Regions from separate parts of the Homo sapiens genome. Here regions 1, 2 and 3 are each linked to region 4. Evidence: chromatin contacts called from ENCODE Hi-C or POLR2A ChIA-PET data. All regions are on one chromosome and are shown on one strand. Each heading gives the region's core, a stretch centred on a gene start or an enhancer-like site at or near the end of the contact. The rest is flanking DNA. Distances are from core to core; before and after follow the strand shown.

Region 1 (4,387 bases), core at 396-2,895, 2.0 Mb after region 4:
TGTCATGCCAGGGGCTTCTTCACCAGCCAACCCTGTTCCTAGCTGGCAGGCCACTTCCCAGGCAGTTTCCAAACAACAAAACAGAAGGGATTTCATTTCTCACTTCATTTTTTTTTTTTTGGCTTCTGTATTCCCAGTCCCTACATTCTGAATAAACAACCTTTTGTTGTAAATGGATAACTTGTAAGCCATAGGCACTCAGGGAGAGCAAAGAAGCTAGCTAAGGTGTGGGGAGGGGGAGGAAGAATCTGTGCTCCAAGACTGGGCCTGCCTACTGTGTTGTTATGTGTCTGGGCTACATGTGTCTCCATGTCTCCGCGTCCTCACCTGGAAAGAGGGATAATTCTGCATGCCATATTGACAACCACAATGGTGAAGATGAATTAGAAGGAGGCACCTTGAAAAAAAGAAAAAAGGAAACTGTATAAGAAAAAAAGCCCCACACAGTTTTAAATATGCTCAACTTGATAATTCTTCATAAAATTAGAATCACAGTGACTTCCAGTATGCAGCTGAGTTCACGTGAAGTCTGCAGTCACTTGTTAGAGAAATGCTTTTACGGAATTGCTTCACCAAGCAGAGAACTGGCTCTGCTGTCTCACAGATGTGGGAAGTGACCAGCTTTGATCAGAGTAGCCTTGATCCAGTCACTTTCCTCTCTGAGTTGTGGTTCCCACATTAGTTGAGGGGAAGCTGCCGAGGTGGATGTGTGTTGCAGGATGAAGATAAGATGTTCCCCAAACACACAGAACATGGGTCTTTTCTACTCATTCCAGGATTATTGAGGAAGATCCACCTAAGATGCAAGTGTTAAATACAGTGATGGGGCAGGATGGGCCAAGGGTGATAAACATGCTCATTCTGAGAATTGGTAGTTATGCATAGGACTGCATAAGGCTGGCATAGCCCTGGCGATGTAGGTTCTACTGAGACCTATCCCCAGATGGGGGCCATAACCACATGGGCAGTTGTACAGCCATGCAACCACACCAGTAAGTGGATAGAACCAAGAGCTCCAAAGTTACACAGACAGTTTCCAGTCCTGCTTCTGCCTCCCCTGCTCAGTGCCTCTGTTTACCCATGGGCACACCAAGCTCTAAATAGGATTAAGCATGGCAACTACTCAACACAGTATCTGGTAGAAACCCCTCAGAAACGATAGTATTATTAACAATATTATTACTAACCCTAAGTACCTGGGGCTGCATATATCTCAGCTCTCTTTTCCTCCTGGGCAATTTCCATTTTCTAAACCGAGGTCCTGCTTTTTCAGCAAGGAAACTGTGCTAAATGCTCCCGCATCAGCGTGTGTGTGTGTGTCTCTCTCTAGGGGCTGGGGGCTCAAGTGTTGAAGTTGGTTCAGCGTGTGTGTGTGTTTGTGCACGTGTATGGGTGTGTGTAAGGGCTGGGGGCTCAAGCATTGGCGGTAGCTCAGCGTGTGTGCGTGTGTGCGTGTGTTCAAGGGCTGGGGGCTCAATTGTGAGAGGTGGCCCAGGGGCCGGTTAGAGACTGGGAAGGACGACAGAGGCAAGACACGCAGCGAGTGCTCTCGCGAGAGTTCACCGAGTTGATAAAATTATTAAAACACAAAATACACATTTGCGTGAGGGGGAAAAAATACCCGCTTGTCCGTCCTGTCCCTTCAGGCTGCGCAACGCTGGAGGGCGATGGGAGCTCCACACAGGTGGGACGAGCCTAGCAGGTAAACCTTCCACCGGCCCGAGCTCCGCGACGCCGCGCCCCCAGCCCCGCCCCGCCTTAAAAAAAAAAAAAAAAAAGAAGAAGAGAAAGAGCCGCCGGGAGAAGCGCGGACGCCGCCGCTTCCCGGGCTCCAGCCGCGGCCCAGAAGAGGAGGAGCCCAGACGCCCTTCGCGCGCCATTGGTCCATCCGCCTAGCAACAGCCGCGGCCGGACCAATGGGAGCCGCGAAGCGGCCGGCCCCGCTCCAGAAACTTGGCTGCGGAGAAGTTCGCTGTCCCAGCCAGGAAAACAAACCAAGAGACCCTTCACACCCCAGCCCTAAGTTTTCTTTCTTACCCTGCCTACCCTCCCCCTTTCCCTTTGCAACTTGTCACCATTCCCAGCTCATGCATGCTTTAGTCGCCAAATTCTGACGCGGACGGAGGGCCTTTTCAGAAGGTCATCTCTTCCCACCCAAAGGAGAAGTCTCATTAGAGGCAAAAGAACGGACAGGTTGAAAACGATTTGTCAGGTTTCCGAATCTCTCTTGGTCTTCAATTACAATAGCCTCACTTTTAATATATAGTGTGTTTTTGTTTGAACTGATCTGCAAGATCTGTGCCCAAAATGAAGGGCAATTTGGAACATTTATTATGTACCGGGCTTTGACCTCGAATTTTGTTTGCTTTCTATGCCTTATTGCATTTAATCCTCTAATTAATTGTAATTCGGAGAGTGGGTTGCCCTGTCTCCATTTAATAGATGGGAAATTGAAGTTCAAAATGGTGAGTGGAAGTGTCAGAGAAATTCTGTTAGTACATGGTTACACAGGATTCAAACCCAAGCCAGTCTGATTCCCAAGACACTCTGGTTTCATGATGCCAGGAACCTCTGCAAGCACTTTTCAGAAATGGCCATAAAGAAATTCTCTGACCTACCTTGTGGGTTGTAGGTCCTGCCCCATACTGGAGAGGAAGACGTGCTACATAGAGAAGCTAAGAAAAATTTGAACAGACAGGCCGTGCTGGGTTTTCTGCCTCAGTCTCTTGCTATTAGATCAGACTCTTCTTTGTCTAACCCTATTTCTACCTGGCTATCCATGCTTCATCAAACTTAAGCCCGGGTAAAAACAGATACCCGGGGTATCTATTTTTATCTGGGACTTGCGGTCTTCATTTTGAGGGCTCCCATGTCACATAAAACTATGATTGAATAGCTTTGTTATGGCTTTTCTCCTGTTAATTTCTTGTCAATTCATTCAGCAGACTTAGATTAGAGCCTTCAGAGGGAAAGTTTGAACTTTCCTAAAGAAATGGTGTATATTGCAAAAATCGAATCCAGACTCTCTCTATGTGTTATCCTCAAACCCCAGCTTGCTTTGTGGGTGTGTGACCAGCCCAAATGCACAGATTCTGTACTTAGAAGGTCTTACACTTGGTTTACTGCTCTGCTGTTGCTGTTTTGAAGTTATTAATACGATTTGAAGAAGAGGTCCCGTGTTTTCATTTTGCACTGGGTCTGCAAATTATGTAGCCGCCCCTATGAATACAGCTTATTTAAATGTCCCAGAGGAATCTCACGTTTTGAGAATGTCGAACCTCAAGGGAAGGAGGAAGGTTGTAAGCTTGCCACCCCAACCCACATCACACACACACTTAGACTTCTGCACACACCCTACAGATAGTTTTATGACACTATAACTGTAATTTGAATCTCCAGTCTATTAAATGGGAGTGTATATATTTATGGCTGTGTTTATGTGTGTGTGTGCATGCACACGTGCCTGTGAGAACTCAGAGAGGGAATAGAGGTTTGGGGCATTTACAACACACAGATACAGTCCTGATTATTGACTCTATCCTTTCACTTTGGAGACATTACAGGGGATTTGGACAGGCCCTGCTTTTATGAAATACACTCTTAGGAGGTTTTCGAGTGCCTGTAAACACTGGACTGTGAGTGAGGTTGGTGTGATGCCGGCTATCCCTGGAGGGAACAAACCTTGAATACACTTCCACTGGGCCTGGCAGAAAAGCCACATGTTCTTCCATCTGTGTTACCCTGAAATCTGAATCTTCTTTTCTAGTAAAGATTGGCCTAGTTTTTATTCTCTGGATTATGTTGATCTAATTCTCTTAGTTAAGAGATGAAATGATCAGTAAATCACCAATGGCGTGAAAGTCTGAAATAAATGAGAAGAAAGCCTGAGTGTTTCCCTGACACTTAGTTTACCAACAAAGATAATCACACTCTGTGGCAGTTGTAAGGGACTCTGACATGGCTTTGAAACCATCTCCAAATTTTGGAGCACTTTATTTGGTGTTGAGGGAAACTGAGGCCCTGAGAAATAGGCTAAGTTACTACAGGTTACACAGCTAGGTGGTAGTGATATGTAGGTTAGAATCCACTTTGCCCGACTTCTGACCCAGGGCTCTTTCTTGCTTTTCTGTACGAACAGAAAAATACCATAAAACATTATGTAATCAGTTCCTGTGAAGAGAGGTTATTGACTTAATAAATAACCATATGGGGTCACGAGGGAAGGTTACCAGTATGTATTAGTGGTTGCTGTTTGCTCTTGTTTTGTCTATATCATCTCATTTAAGAGAATCTTCTGGATAATATTGAGAGAATGTAGGCAGCATTATTTCCACTTAACAGATGAGGAAAGTGAGGCACAAAGTCGTGGAGTAACTTGCATAGAGTC
Region 2 (4,600 bases), core at 2,054-4,553, 2.2 Mb before region 4:
CTTGAGGCTTGAGGGGGAAAAAGTCACTCTGCTTTTCTCTTCTCTCATTAAAAACAACAAAAACTAGACTTCCAAAGCATTAAACATGTAGGGAGCTTAGAGACGCTGTCCAGGATGAGCTGACCAAAGCAGAAGCAAGGCTGTTTGTGACTTCAGCATTTCCCCCAATTAGCCACTGCAAAGCCACCTCCCAGCACTTGGTCCAACCTTAATCAACAACCACTGTTTCCTTTGCCTTCTGGACAGTTTCCTGGATAGACTGACGTCAGTCTGGCTCTATGTTCAAAGTTAGAAAATAAAAGTAGTTTGTTGCAATAAGGGCTAAGATTTTAAGATATAGCATAAGAAATACTGAGTTCCAGTCCAGACTCTGTTCACTTCAAAGCAGTGGCTCACACCTGTAATCACACCTGTAATCCCAGCTCTTTGAAAGGCTGAGGTGAGTGTATTACCAGAGTTGAGGAGTTCTAGACCAGCCTGGCCAACATGGTGAAACCCTGTTTCCACTAAAAAACACAAAAAAGTTAGCCCGGAGTGGTGGTGCATGCCTGCAGTCCCAGCTACTTGGAAGGCTGAGGCGAGAGGATTGCTTGAACCCAGAAGGCAGAGGTTGCAGTGAGCTGAGATTGTGCCACTGCATTCCAGCCTGGCTGACAGAGTGAAACTCTGTTGCAAAAAAAAAAAAAAAAAAGAAAAGAAGAAAAGCTAGGGCAAATTGTACCACTTCTCTATTTCTTTTTAATTTTTTATTTTTTTGAAATGTGGGGTCTTGCTATGTTGCCCACACTGGCCTTGAACTCCTGGGCTCAAGCAATCCTCCTGCCTCAGCCTTCCAAAGTGCTAGGATTACAGGTGTGAGCTATCATTTCTGGCGGCAAATATTTTTATCTCATTTACCTGATCATTTAGAAATGTATCTCCAGGTCTTGAGATAACATTTGCATTGAAAATTCTCAGTTTCTCAGTTTTAGGCATTCTCTATTGAGTTCCCACAAGGAAAGATGATTTAGCTTCTTCTCTCCCCCAATTCCTCCCACCATCCCCTATCACATACCCAATACCTTTCTCATTACCCCCAATAGAGTTAAAATCTCTTTTTAGTAAACATTCAGTGTTCATATAATTAAGACTATGTCAATCCTATTCACAACTCTGATAACATTTTGGTTCTCAGTTTTCCTTACTTTTCATTTCCCTGCAGTTAATAATTATTTGCTTAGTTTTCTATGTACTTATACCATTTCATCAAAGAGCTGCTATTCCAATTCCTCAAAATTTGATGTTTAAAGGCATAAGATTTAGTCAAAACCTTGTTCATTGAAATATTGTCCCTAGGCCGGGCACAGTGGCTGACACCTATGATCCCAGCAGTTTGGGAGACCAAGGCGGGTGGATCACCTGAGGTCAGGAGTTCGAGACCAGCCTGGCCAACATAGTGAAACCCCTTCTCTACTAAAAATCCAAAAATTAGCCTGTAATCCCAGCTACTCGGGAGGCTAAGGCACGAGAATTGCTTGAACCCAGGAGGCAGAGTTGCAGTGAGCAGAGAATTGCAGCACTGCACTCCAGCCTGGGCAACAGAACAAGACTGTGTCTCAAAAAAAAAAAAAAAAAAGAAAAGAAAAGAAAAAAGAAAAGAAAAAAAGAAATGTTGTCCCTAATAGTGAAAAAGTCAAAGCAAACCTCAAAAAGAATACAGCTGATTAATAAGTATTGATACATATACAAAACTGAGCCTTCAATTTCTGTCATTATATCTACCTGTAACTCTATCATATTTTAGAATGAGCATGCACTTTTGTAATCAGAATATAAGAACATTTATAAAGTAATAGGAGAAAAGTAACCTGAATCATATTAGGTTGGTGCAAAAGTAATTCCGGTTTTTTGTCATTACTTTTAATGGCAAAAGCCGCAATGACTTTTGCATCAACCTATTACTATTTTTTTTGCAGTTATTTATACGACCAATCGGATTTTTAAAAACAATTTTATTTAGTTGCTGGGAACAAGTCTGATTTTCTTTTCTCCTCAGCTATACAAGGTTGGCTTGTAGGGCAATCATCTTAGATATGTCTGAAGAGATTCGAATTTGAAAGAAGGAAAACCAGAAGTTTCATACTTCTAAAGGAAAACGTTTTCAGAAAATGAGTGAAAAGGAGTGACTACAAAGGAAGCATTCGCTTATCTCAAAGCAAATACTAAATTACAGATTCCTCTCAGCGCTCTACTGGTGAAAAAATTTAAAAATAAATAAATAAATTACAGACAGTAACATGCTTCCATTTCATCCCGACAGCTTCAGGATGGCGCAGTCTCCAATGGGACAAACCCAGGGAGGCGTGACTCGGCCACAGCGCGTTCTGGGAAGGCCGCTTAACCAATCAGCGCCTTGGTTTCCAGGGGTCAGGTCTGCATAAAAATGCTGCCCTTTCCGTTCCTATAGTGGTGTGATGCAGAAACGCCGCGACAGAATGGGGTTATCTACATTAACAGCGCGCGGCCTTCCAGGCTCCTAAATGGACTTTCACAAACACCCTCCATCAGGCCAGGCCCGCGGGTGTGACCCGGGCAGACACAGGCTGCCCCCACACTTCTGGACTCTGTGTCAGGGCGCACACGCTGACAGCATGGCTAACTTTCTGGGGGCCGGGGACATCTGGGAGAAGCAGAATGAAACAGAAGATCGATTCCCTAGGTCCTAGGAGATGAAACGCCACCTTTGCGGGTTCGCGAGTCCTTAGGATCAAAGCTGGGCTCCCCAGGGCCGGGGCCGCTCGCCCCACATCCTCATTCCAGTCCCCATCCCCACCCTATCCCCGACTCTGCCCCAGGCCCAGGCGGGAACCACGCACCGAAACGAGCGGGACGCGCAGGCGATCCCCTTGCAGCCGGTTGAAGGCGGGGAACGTGCTCCAGGCGAGGAACCCGTCGCTTTCGGGTCCGAGCAGGGCCACGAGCAGCACCTGGTGTTGGAAGCGCACGGTCGGCTGCTCCTCGTAGCTGCTCCGCTTCAGCCAAAACCCTGAGTTAAAGAGGGCGGTAGGGAGGCGGTTAGGGAGGCCGGCCCTGGCCGAGCGCGCCCGGGGAGCCTCGTGGCACAGCGGCCGGGGCAGGCTCACCGTGGCTCCGGAAGGCCACCAGCAGCGGCGGGATGTACGTGAGCGCAGCGGCCAGCAGCAGGAACAGCGCGGCTTTGGAGCAGAGCCCCGCGCGGTAACTGCGCTCGACCGGGTGAGAGAAGAGCTCATAGAGCGCCATGAGCACCGCTCGCAGGCACTCCGCGAGCCGGGGGACCAAGTTTGGCTTCTCCTGGTTGCCATCGCCTCGGTCTCCACGGCAACCGACGGCTCACAGAAAGGAGCCAATAGCAAGGCCGCACCGAAAGGAGCCAGTGGCGGGGGCGGGGTTAGCGGGCGTGGCGCTGCCGGGGACGGTCGGCCTAGCTTTTCGAGCTGTGTACGTTTGCGTAAAGGCTGGGCGGCGATAGAACGTTTCCGTGGACCAGAGTCGTGGCTGTTGTCTGTGTTAACATTTGTGTAAAATAAGATGCCCATAAAAGTTGACTTGAACACTGAGGAGGAAGAACTAAATATTTAAATTTCAACTGACATGGACACAAACAATGGTCACCAAGTCCCTAAACAGGTTGTGGGAGCCCCTTGAGGCGTTCATCCAGCGCTGTTTCGGAGAAATCTCTATTTCAGTCTACTCCTATACGTCAGTTATTGAAAAACAACAATCGCAAAAACAAGTTGACCTTTTTGTGTTCCTTGAGCCCAGTCGCAAAGGGCCCTCGTGACTGGGCCTCATGCTAGACAACATGTTACAAAAAGATCTAGGGTCCCAGACCACGCCAAAAAGCTTCATGAGACCTCTCCTCGTCTGTGCACTGACGAGTGGCCGGCTCTGGAGCCCAGGTCGTTGCTTCCCAGTCTGGAGGTGAATCCTCCATAGTCTGGTGAGTGTAAATATATATATATATATGTCTTTTTCCTTCTCCTCTTCCCATTGCAATTTGCTTATTATATCAATCTGCTTATTATATTAATTTGCTTATTATAATATCTGCATTGCCATTTACGTGGGATAAAGCTTGCTTACCCTTAAAGGTACTGTGTGTGTGCCTTTTCTTCTCCCCTAGCGCGTCTCCCGCACAGAACGAACACCTGCTTTTGTGTCATCTGTTAACCCCCAGTGTGGTTCCTACTGAAGTCCAGTCAGTCACAAGCCTGGCCGTGGTCCTGGACCTGGTCCTGGGCTGAGATCAAAGCCAGGTGCTTTTGCCCCCAGATTTTCTGTTGCTTCCACTATGCTCCCATGCAAGACAGACACGGAAACACAAATCCCCTGGCTCTTCCACGGATAGAGTGGAATTACTACAAAGCTCTGATGCACTTCGTTAACCCTGTGTTGGGTACAGCTCAGCCGCGAGTTTTACAGGAATATATGGTCCTCCCCAAAGATCACTGGCTTATTGCTTAATTGAATGCCTACACCCCCCCGCCACCACCCCCAACCAATATTTCTAACATGGTAGAAGGACTTTTTAAAAAAATCTATGGTCCACAGCCAATTTCTTCATCAAATGGCCCTGAAT
Region 3 (4,406 bases), core at 84-2,583, 2.6 Mb before region 4:
CTGTAATGGTTACAGGCATTTGTCAAGACCCATAGAATGTACAACATCAAGTGAACACTAATGTAAGCTATGGACTTTGGGTGCCAATGATTTTGTTTTTTAATTTATACTTTTTGAGACAGGGTCACCCAAGCTGGAGTGCAGTGGCACAATCTTGGCTCACTGAAACCTCAGCCTCCCAGGCTCAAGTGATCCTCCCACCTCAGCCTCCCGAGTAGCTGGGACTACAGGTGCGTGCCACCATGCCCGGCTAATTTTTGTATTTTTTTTTTTTTTTTAAGAGATGAGGTTTCACCATTTTGGCCAGGCTGGTTTCAAATTCCTCGGCTCAAGCAATCTGCTTGCCTCAGGCTCCCAAAGTGCTAGGATTACAGGTGTGAGCCACTGAGCCTGGCCAGGTGCTGATATTTAACTGTAGGTTCACCAATTGTAACAAATACACTGTTCTGGTGTGGGATATCAACTTTGGGGAGGTTGTGTGTGCTGGGGGGACATGGGTTATATGGGAATTCAATGTATTTTCTGCTCAAATTTTGCTGTGAACCTAAAACTGTTCTAAAGGATGAAAGGAACTGAGGGTGAAGGGAAATGGGAAGATGGTGGTCAAGGGGTACAAAGTCTCAGTTATGCAAGATGAGTAGTTCTGGGGAGATGCACAGCTATGTGACGATAGTTGACAATATTGTGTACTTGAAATTTGCTAAGAAGATAGATCTTAAGTGTTCTCATCAGACAAATAACTATGTGAGGTGATGCACATGTTAATTAGCTTGATTATGGTGAATATTTCACAAATGTAGATATCAAGTTGTACATCTTAAATATATAGATCTCAACAAATATATATACCTCAACAAAGTGGCCTGGGAAAAAAGGGAAAAAAGCTAGTTGCAGCACATGATACCTTTATGGCCAGTTTTGTAACAACAACAAAAAAATCAAAGTGCGAACTTAATGTTATACGCAGTTAATCTTTAGAAAGTGAGATTATGGATACTTTATTTTGTACATATATTCTAATTAAATACAGTTATAGATTATTTGTGTAATGTTTAAAAGCCAAGTTGTTGTATTTAAGGGGGAGGTGGTGAATTGTAGTTCACGACCCACTCTGGGAAAAAAGAAAACAGTGCAGGCTAAGGAGATTATTTTGGTCGGCTCATCAGACCGCCTAACAAGGCGAAGACTTTCCTGAGAGTCCCTAAAGCCGCGGCCCCGGAGGCTTGTGGGAAATGTAGTCCCGAACGTGGATGGTCCACCCCTCCGAGGACCCTGGGAACGGCCCGCGCCCCTGTTTCTGCGCATGTGCAGTGCTGCGAGCGCGCCGGTGGCCGCCCTTCCCCCACCACCAGCGGCGAGTGGGTGACAGAGCCCCCGTCTCCGCGCGTCTTCGCCGCCCTGCGCCGTGACCCGCTGTGGCACTGGGCCACGAGTGGAGGCTGCGCCCCTCCAGGTACGAGAGGGGCTTCCAGGTAGCTCCGCGCGGCCTGGGGCCGAGGGGAAGGAGATGAGGGATGGGCTCGTGCCCGCGCAGGGTGGGAGCCCAAACTTCGGCTACTCGTAGGCGGCAGTGACCCTCAGGGCGGCGTCCGGGGTTGCCCGGCGCTCGCCTCTGAACGGGGCCGGCGGGGCACGCCTGGCCGAACGTGCGGGGGCGGGGACGGCGGAGGGAAGGGCGGCTATGAGGCTTCGCCTTCTTCTCTTTGTCAGGAGATGCGCCTCAGACGGGCGGCGAAGGGCTCGGGCCGCGCGGGAGCGAGTTCTGGAGCCCCGGCGGGCGCGCGCGCGCGGGACGAGGCCCCGCCGGGGCGTGGTGGGGGCGTGGCCTGACACACCTGGCCACGCCCCGATGCCCGGTGCCTCGTGGGTGGAGGAAGGACTGGAGCCTGGTCAGTTGCCGGTGGTGAAGGAGAACCGTGATCCCTTTGTCAGAGGGTCTTCAGTGAGGTGTTCCCCTGATCCTCGCATCCACCCCGTGACTTCCAGCGTTATCATCTCCGTCGCTATCCCAGGAACACGGGAGGTTCAGAAGGGGAAAGTGATTTCCCTAAGGTCTCACAACCCGGTGGTACTTTATGTGAGCAGCAGATATTTTTTCATTTATCTTTTGATTTTACTCGCTGGTAGATTTTGCCATGTATACGTTTTGACGTTTTAAATTTCTCTCGGGTGGAATTTACTGTTCTTTCCGTTTGGGGCACCCAAAATTCTTCACTACTTTGAAATACGAAAGTTTTCCCATGATTCTGGTGCAGTCACGCTCTGCGTAACAGTGTTTCTGTCAACGAGGGACCTCATGTAAAATGGTGGTCCTATGTGATTGTAATACTATATTTTTGTATTGTACCGTTTCTTTTCTTTACTTTCTTTTTTTTTTTTTTTTTTTTGAGACGGAGTCTCGCTCTGTCGTCCAGGCTGGAGTGCAGTGGCTTGATCTCGGCTCACTGCAACCTCCGCCTCCTGGGTTAAAGTAGTGCTCTGCCTCAGCCTCCCGAGTAGCTGGGATTACAGGCGTGAGCCACCGCGTCCGGCCAGACACAATTTATTGATGTAACTGTTCCTCTAAATACTACTTTAACTACATCACTCAAATTTTTATATCTTGTATTTTCTTTTCTGTTGTTGTTGTTTTTGAGACTGAGTCTCACTCTGTCACCCAGGCTGGAGTGCAGTGGCACTCAGCTCACTGAAACCTCTGCCTCCCGGGTTCAAGCAGTCCTCCTGGCTGGGATTACAGGCACCCGCCACTACACCTGGCTGATTTTTGTATTTTTAGTAGAGACGGGGTTTCACCATGTTGGCCCGGCTGCTCTAGAACTCTTGACCTCAAGTGATTCTCCCGCCTTGGCTTCCCAAAGTGCTGGGATTACAGGCATGAACCACTGCACCCAGCCTTTTTATTGTGTTTTCATTACCATTCAATTCAAATTTTTTTAACTTCCCTTGTGACTTCATTTTTTACCCTTATTTATTTAGATTGTATTGCATAATTTCCAAGTTTTTGGAGATTTTCCAGATCTTTTTTTTTTTTTTTTTGAGACAGAGTCTCGCTCTGTTGCCCAGTCTGGAGTGCAGTAGCGAGATCTCGGCTCACTGCAAGCTCCGCCTACCAGGTTCACACCATTCTCCTGCCTCAGCCTCCAGAGTAGCTGGGACTACAGGCGCCCGCCACTACACCTGGCTAATTTTTTTATTTTTTTTTGTATTTTTAGTAGAGACGGGGTTTCACCGTGTTAGCCAGGATGGTCTCTATCTCCTGACCTGGTGATCCACCTGCCTCGGCCTTGCAAAGTGCTGGGATCACAGGCGTGAGCCATCGCACCCGGCCCAGATCTTTTTATATTATTGATTTATAGTTTAATTCTGATTTGGTCAGAATACTGTGTTACGAATTTCAATTATTTTAAATTTGTTGTGGTTTGTTTTTGTATTGTATTTTTGTTTCATTTTGTTTTAGTAGACTCCTGGTCTCAAGTGATCCGCTGACCTTGGCCTCCCAAAGTGCTTTACAGGCGTGAGCCACTGCACCAGGCCTGTTGTAGTTTGTTTTAAGGTCGAGGATATGATGATCTCTCTGGGTAACTGTTTCGTGTGTATTTGAATAAATATTGTGCTGTTGATCGTAGAATCTTCCTTGATTGATTGATTGATTGAGACAGGGTCTGTCTCTGTTGCCCAAGCTGGAGTGCAGTGGTTCAGTCACAGCTGTCTGCAACCTCAAACCTTTTGCCTCAGCCTCCCGAGTAGCTAGGACTGCAGGTGTGCGCCCTAATCCTTTTGCCTCAGCCTCCGGAGTAGCTAGGACTCAAGGTGTGAGCCACCACACTCAGCTAATTTTCTGTATTTTTTGTAGAGACGAGGTTTTGCCATGTTGCCCAGGCTGGTCTCAAACCCCTGGGCTCAAGCAGTCCACCCACCTTTGCCTCCCAAAGTGCTGGGTTTACAGGCATGAGCTACTGTGCCTGACCCTCTTTTTCCATTCTTTTATCTTTTTTTTTTTTAATTTCCTGACTCCTACAACTGATCATCCTTTTACTTTGAATGTAGCTATGTTTTTATATTTTAAACAAACTGCTTATAGACAGCACATGGTTTGGTCTTACTTTTTTTATATAATTTGACCTCTGTTATTTAATTGGTGTGTTTATGCCAATTATTGATATAGTTGTGTTAAAGTCTACCATCTTGCTGGTTTTTTTCTGTTTTTCTTATTTGGTCTTTGTTTCTGTTTACCTTTTTTTCTGTCTACTTTTGTCTTAAGTGGGTCTTTTTTATAATTACATTTTATCTCCACTGTTGTCTTATTGTATATTTGTAAAAATTTAACAGAGTTTTTGGTTGTTACCCTAAAGTTTAGTGGAACTTTAAAGATATCATACTGTTTTATGTCAATATACTTGGAACAT
Region 4 (4,383 bases), core at 1,884-4,383:
GTATCACGGTGTGTAAACACTGGATATTATAAATATAACACCGATATTTCCTTAATATCATGATGTGTAAACACTAGATATTATAAATATTGCATCGATATTTCATTAATATCATGGCGTGTAAACACTATGTGTGAACACTGGATATTAGAAATATCACAACATTTCATTAATATCACGGTGTGCAAACACTGTGTGTAAACAATGGATATTATGAAAATCACAGCGATATTTCATTAATGTCACAGTGTGTAAGCACTGTGTGCAAACACTGGATATTATGAATATCATAGCGATATTTTATTAATATCGCAGTGTGTAAGCACTGTGTGGAAACACTGGATATTATGAATATCACAGCGATATTTCGTTAATGTCACAGTGCGTAAGCACTGTGTGTAAATACTGGATATTATGAATATCACAGTGATATTTCATTAACGTAACAGCGTGTAAGCACTGTGTAAACACTGGATATTATGAGTGTCACAGTGATATTTCATTAATTTCACACGGGATATTATAAAAATCACAACGATATTTAACATCATAGTGTGTAAACACTTTGTGTAAACATCGGGTATTATAAATATCACAGCGATGTTTCATCGGTATCACAGTTTGTAAACCTTGGATATTATAAACATCACAGCGATATTTCATTTATATCACGATGTGTAAACACTGGATACTATAAATATCACAGCGATGTTTGCTTAATATCACGGTGTGTAAACACTGTATATTACAAATATCACAGCCATATTTTATTAATATCACGGTGTGTACACACTGGATATTATAAATATCATATTGATATTTCATTGAGGTCATGGTGTGTAAACACTGGATGTTGTAAATATCTGTGATATTTCATTGATGTTATGGTGCATCAACACTTGATATTACAAATATCACAGAGACATTTCATTGATATCACAGTGTGGAAACACTGGGTATTATAAATATCACAGCGATATTATATTAATATCACGGTGTGTAAACATTGTATATTACAAATATCAGCCATATTTTATTAATATCACAGTGTGTAAACACTGGATATTATAAATATCACATCGATATTTCATTGATGTCACGGTGTGTAAACACTGGATGTTGTAAATATCACAGCGATATTTCATTAATATTTCATTTCATTAATAATTTCACAAACTGCCCCACTGACCTAGGGCCAGCCACAATATTACTTTCATGGGCCCTAGCTACTTTGTTTTTGTGCACCCCTTCTTCCATAAAATAATTTTAAAGTGAATATTTTATGACTGAATTCATAAAATGACTATCATCCAAGCTGGATTCATTATTATATATTGCTTTTATTACATACCTTTTCTTCTTCTAATTTAAAAAGAAATTACAATTAAAACATTTTCACAGGTCCCTAAAATTACTGTGTGTGTCCTGTGCCTGTAAGGGAGAAGTCAGCCCTACACTGACCCCTGGATTCTCAGCTCGCACCAGGCTCCCTCACACACACTGTTCTCCAGCCCCTTTCTGCTGTCTTTGCACAAACTTTGCCCTCTTCCTTGAACACTCTCCCTTGCCTTTTTCCTCATTTATGTCCTCTATCCCGCACAGAGCATCAGAATCCCCTTACAGCACAGATCACTGGGCCTGACACCTGGCTTCTGATTCAGCAGTTGTGACATGGGCCCCAAAGTCCACCTTTTCTTTTCTTTTCTTTTCTTTTCGTCTTTTTTCTTTTCTTTTCTTTTCTCTTTTCTTTCTTTCCTTTCTTTCTTTCTTGGTTTTTGTTGTTGTTGTTGTTGTTGTTTTGTTTTGTTTTGTTTTTGAGACAGAGTTTCGCTTTTTTTTGCCCAGGCTGGAGTGCAATGGCGCGATCTCGGCCCACTGCAAACTCCGCCTCCCAGGTTCAAGCGATTCTCCTGCCTCAGCCTCCTAGTAGCTGAGATTACAGGCGCCTGCCACTGGCTAATTTTTGTTTTTTTAGTAGAGATGGGGTTTCACCATGTTGGCCAAGCTGGTCTCAAACTCCTGACCTTAGGTGATCCACCCGACTTGGCCTCCCAAAGTGCTGGGATTACAGGTGTGAGCCACAGCGCCTGGCCCAGAGTCCACATTTTTAACAGGACCAAAGTGATCCTGATTCTGCTGGTCTGAGGACCACACTTTGAGAACTACTGCTTTCAAGATGAGCTGCACTTCTATTTCCTCTACCAAGCCTCTTCTGTCTCCTAATTGGGTCACATTTCTCCTTCACACGCTCTAGAAGGACCAAAGGCCACTGCTTTATCAGTGTGATTTTTTTTTTTTTTTTTTTTTGCATTAAAAACTTCTTATCTTCTTCTTCTTATTTTTGAGACGGTCTACCTCTGTCAGGCTGGAGTGCAGTGGTGCTATCACGGCTCACTGCAGCTTCGACCTCCTGGGCTCAAGCGATCCTCCCACCTCAGCCTCTTGAGTAGCTGGGACCACAGGTGTGTGCCACCACGCCTGGCTAATTTTTTATTTTTATTTTGTAGAGATGGGGTTTCGCCATGTTGCCCAGGCTGGGCTCGAACTCCTGGATTCAAGTGATCCTCCCCTCTTGGCCTCCCAAAGTGTTGGAATTACAAGCATATGCCACTGCATCCAGCCCTGTGTGATTAATTTATGTTTCTACCATTTGACTGTGAGCTCCACGTGTCTTTTCGCTAGCTGTGGGATCTGCACCCAGTGCATACAGGTGGTCGGTGAACAGGTGCTGACAGCAGTTCCAAAAAGTTGAATGAATCACCTTAACCTTCCAGCAACAGCGAATGCGAGTGTAAAATATTATCACCTCACCAACACTGTATTTTTTTTTTTTTTAACTCTTCCAGCTCTAAATTCCACAACTCCTCCTATACCTCTTGCTTCCATAGAAGCCCAAGGAGCCCGGCAGAAACTGCTTTGAGCAACCAGGAACACCCGGCCCTAAGTCCCGCCCCGCGCCTCTCCCCACCTCAAGTCCCGCCTCTGGCTATAAGCCCCGCCCCGCCCCGATCCCGGCCTCCGATCCCAGATCTCGCACCGCCCCGCCCCCTGTCTCCGCCCCAGACACCACCCCGCCTCGTGCTCTAAGCCCCGCCCCTCTCTCTGGCTTTAGGCCGCTCCCAAGCCCAGAGCTGCTCTGCGCAAGCGCGACCGACCGAGCAGCTCCGAGGAGTCCGCCCGGAAACAAACATTCCCCAGGGCAATGTCACGACTTGGTCTTCCCGAGGAGCCAGTCAGGTAAAGGCTTTCCGGGCCCTGGCACCCCGAGCTTGGTCAGGCCCGGCCTTGATCGTAGCGGAGGCCACCGGGGCCTTTTGGCCGGGACTGATTTTGCAGCTCCCGCCAGTCCACCTGCGAGCGCCGGATGGGGGAGCACTCGCCTCCAGCAACCCGCAGGGTCCCCGAACCTTTGCACTGCTCTGGCCAGGAACAGAGCCGGCTTAAGCCAGTATGGTTTACATACACGCTGCTCCCCTTCCCAGCCGGCTTGGCTGTTCTGCAATCCGCGTCTCCAGAGTTGGACCCCAGGACCCCCGACAGTGGCACAGACCCGCAGCAGGCAGCCCCGGATTCAAGTCCCCCGGTGGCTACTTTCAGTTGTGACCTTGGGTCTGTCAGTTTCGTAAACTCTCTGAGCCTGGAGGTGACCCTGTGATCACTTGCCGGGCTGTTGTGAGGATAAAATGAGAAACGTCAAAATTGAGACCATGCTCAGAACGGGGTGGCTGCTACTGCTGTTGATACCTTGGTGATTATTCCAGCGGCCAGCCCCTAAAGTGGACAGATAACGTTTTTGCAGCCTTTTACTTTGGCTGGTTTGTCTGGTCAGTTCTGTGGTTTCCGGGTGGTTAAAAGCCACCAGCCCACAGTTTCCTTTTCTGGAGGCTGGCCTGCGTGCATCCAGATGCACTGTGCAATCCCTGTGCCAGCATTCACTGATTTTTTTCAGGCCATTTGGTCTTTGAAATACACTGCCGTTACCCAACCACATCTGGTGAGCACCCTGCCACCTAGAAAGAGGCAAAAAATAGCAAATACCTCCTGCAAACAACTGCTTATCTAATGATGGGGAGATTTATGACAGTGGTTACCATTCCCTGAGCACCAGCTGTGTGCCAGCCACAGTATATGAACTGCATCATTTAATCTTCTTAAATATCCTCAAGCCTGACACAAATGAAGATGAAACTCAGAGAAGTCATTTGTATACACTTTTTTTTTTTTTTTTTTGAGACAGAGTCTCACTCTGCCGCCCTGGCTACAGTGCAGTAGGCAATCTCGGCTCACTGCAGCCTCTGCCTCCTGGGTTCAAGCGATTCTCCTGCCTCAACCTTCTGAGTAGCTGGGATTACAGGCATGTGCCACGATGCCCGGCTAATTTTT

The links. Hi-C counts contacts between places; a loop is a spot of excess contacts on that map. ChIA-PET counts read pairs that join two places held with the same protein, here RNA polymerase II (POLR2A). Pooled maps may share reads with other maps.
Region 1: a map of gastrocnemius medialis shows a loop between it and region 4 (6-fold over the local background). The contact joins the promoter of LINC01229 here to the promoter of NUDT7 in region 4. A Hi-C loop is called at or near these places in 2 of 168 maps with a recorded cell type or tissue (gastrocnemius medialis and naive thymus-derived CD4-positive, alpha-beta T cell) and 9 of 50 pooled maps.
Region 2: a loop to region 4 is called in a map of CD4-positive, alpha-beta T cell, with 9 times the contacts of the local background. The contact joins the promoter of TMEM231 here to the promoter of NUDT7 in region 4. A Hi-C loop is called at or near these places in 1 of 168 maps with a recorded cell type or tissue (CD4-positive, alpha-beta T cell) and 11 of 50 pooled maps. POLR2A ChIA-PET finds 5 or more read pairs at or near these places in 2 of 52 experiments (Panc1 and activated T-cell).
Region 3: a loop to region 4 is called in a map of B cell, with 40 times the contacts of the local background. The contact joins the promoter of ZFP1 here to the promoter of NUDT7 in region 4. A Hi-C loop is called at or near these places in 3 of 168 maps with a recorded cell type or tissue (B cell, CD4-positive, alpha-beta T cell and CD8-positive, alpha-beta T cell) and 9 of 50 pooled maps.

What each region holds. Positions count from the first base shown.
Region 1 is chr16:79,768,826-79,773,212 of GRCh38, forward strand. LINC01229 (long intergenic non-protein coding RNA 1229) reads left to right here and starts at 1,646. Exons shown (of 4, transcript NR_104660.1): 1 at 1,646-1,702. It overlaps MAFTRR (MAF transcriptional regulator RNA), which reads right to left and starts at 1,707. Exons shown (of 6, transcript NR_104663.1): 1 at 1,622-1,707; 2 at 328-397. RefSeq lists an enhancer at 1,747-1,796 and silencers at 1,794-1,992, 1,917-1,966.
Region 2 is chr16:75,552,949-75,557,548 of GRCh38, forward strand. TMEM231 (transmembrane protein 231) reads right to left here and starts at 3,304. Exons shown (of 7, transcript NM_001077418.3): 1 at 3,123-3,304; 2 at 2,856-3,025. The coding sequence starts at 3,261. RefSeq lists silencers at 2,995-3,074, 3,365-3,474 and enhancers at 3,515-3,594, 3,625-3,734.
Region 3 is chr16:75,147,191-75,151,596 of GRCh38, forward strand. It overlaps ZFP1 (ZFP1 zinc finger protein), which reads left to right and starts at 1,334. Exons shown (of 4, transcript NM_153688.4): 1 at 1,334-1,453. RefSeq lists an enhancer at 1,145-1,194 and a silencer at 1,555-1,924.
Region 4 is chr16:77,719,381-77,723,763 of GRCh38, forward strand. It overlaps NUDT7 (nudix hydrolase 7), which reads left to right and starts at 3,134. Exons shown (of 4, transcript NM_001105663.3): 1 at 3,134-3,237. The coding sequence starts at 3,203. RefSeq lists an enhancer at 2,972-3,266 and a silencer at 2,980-3,109.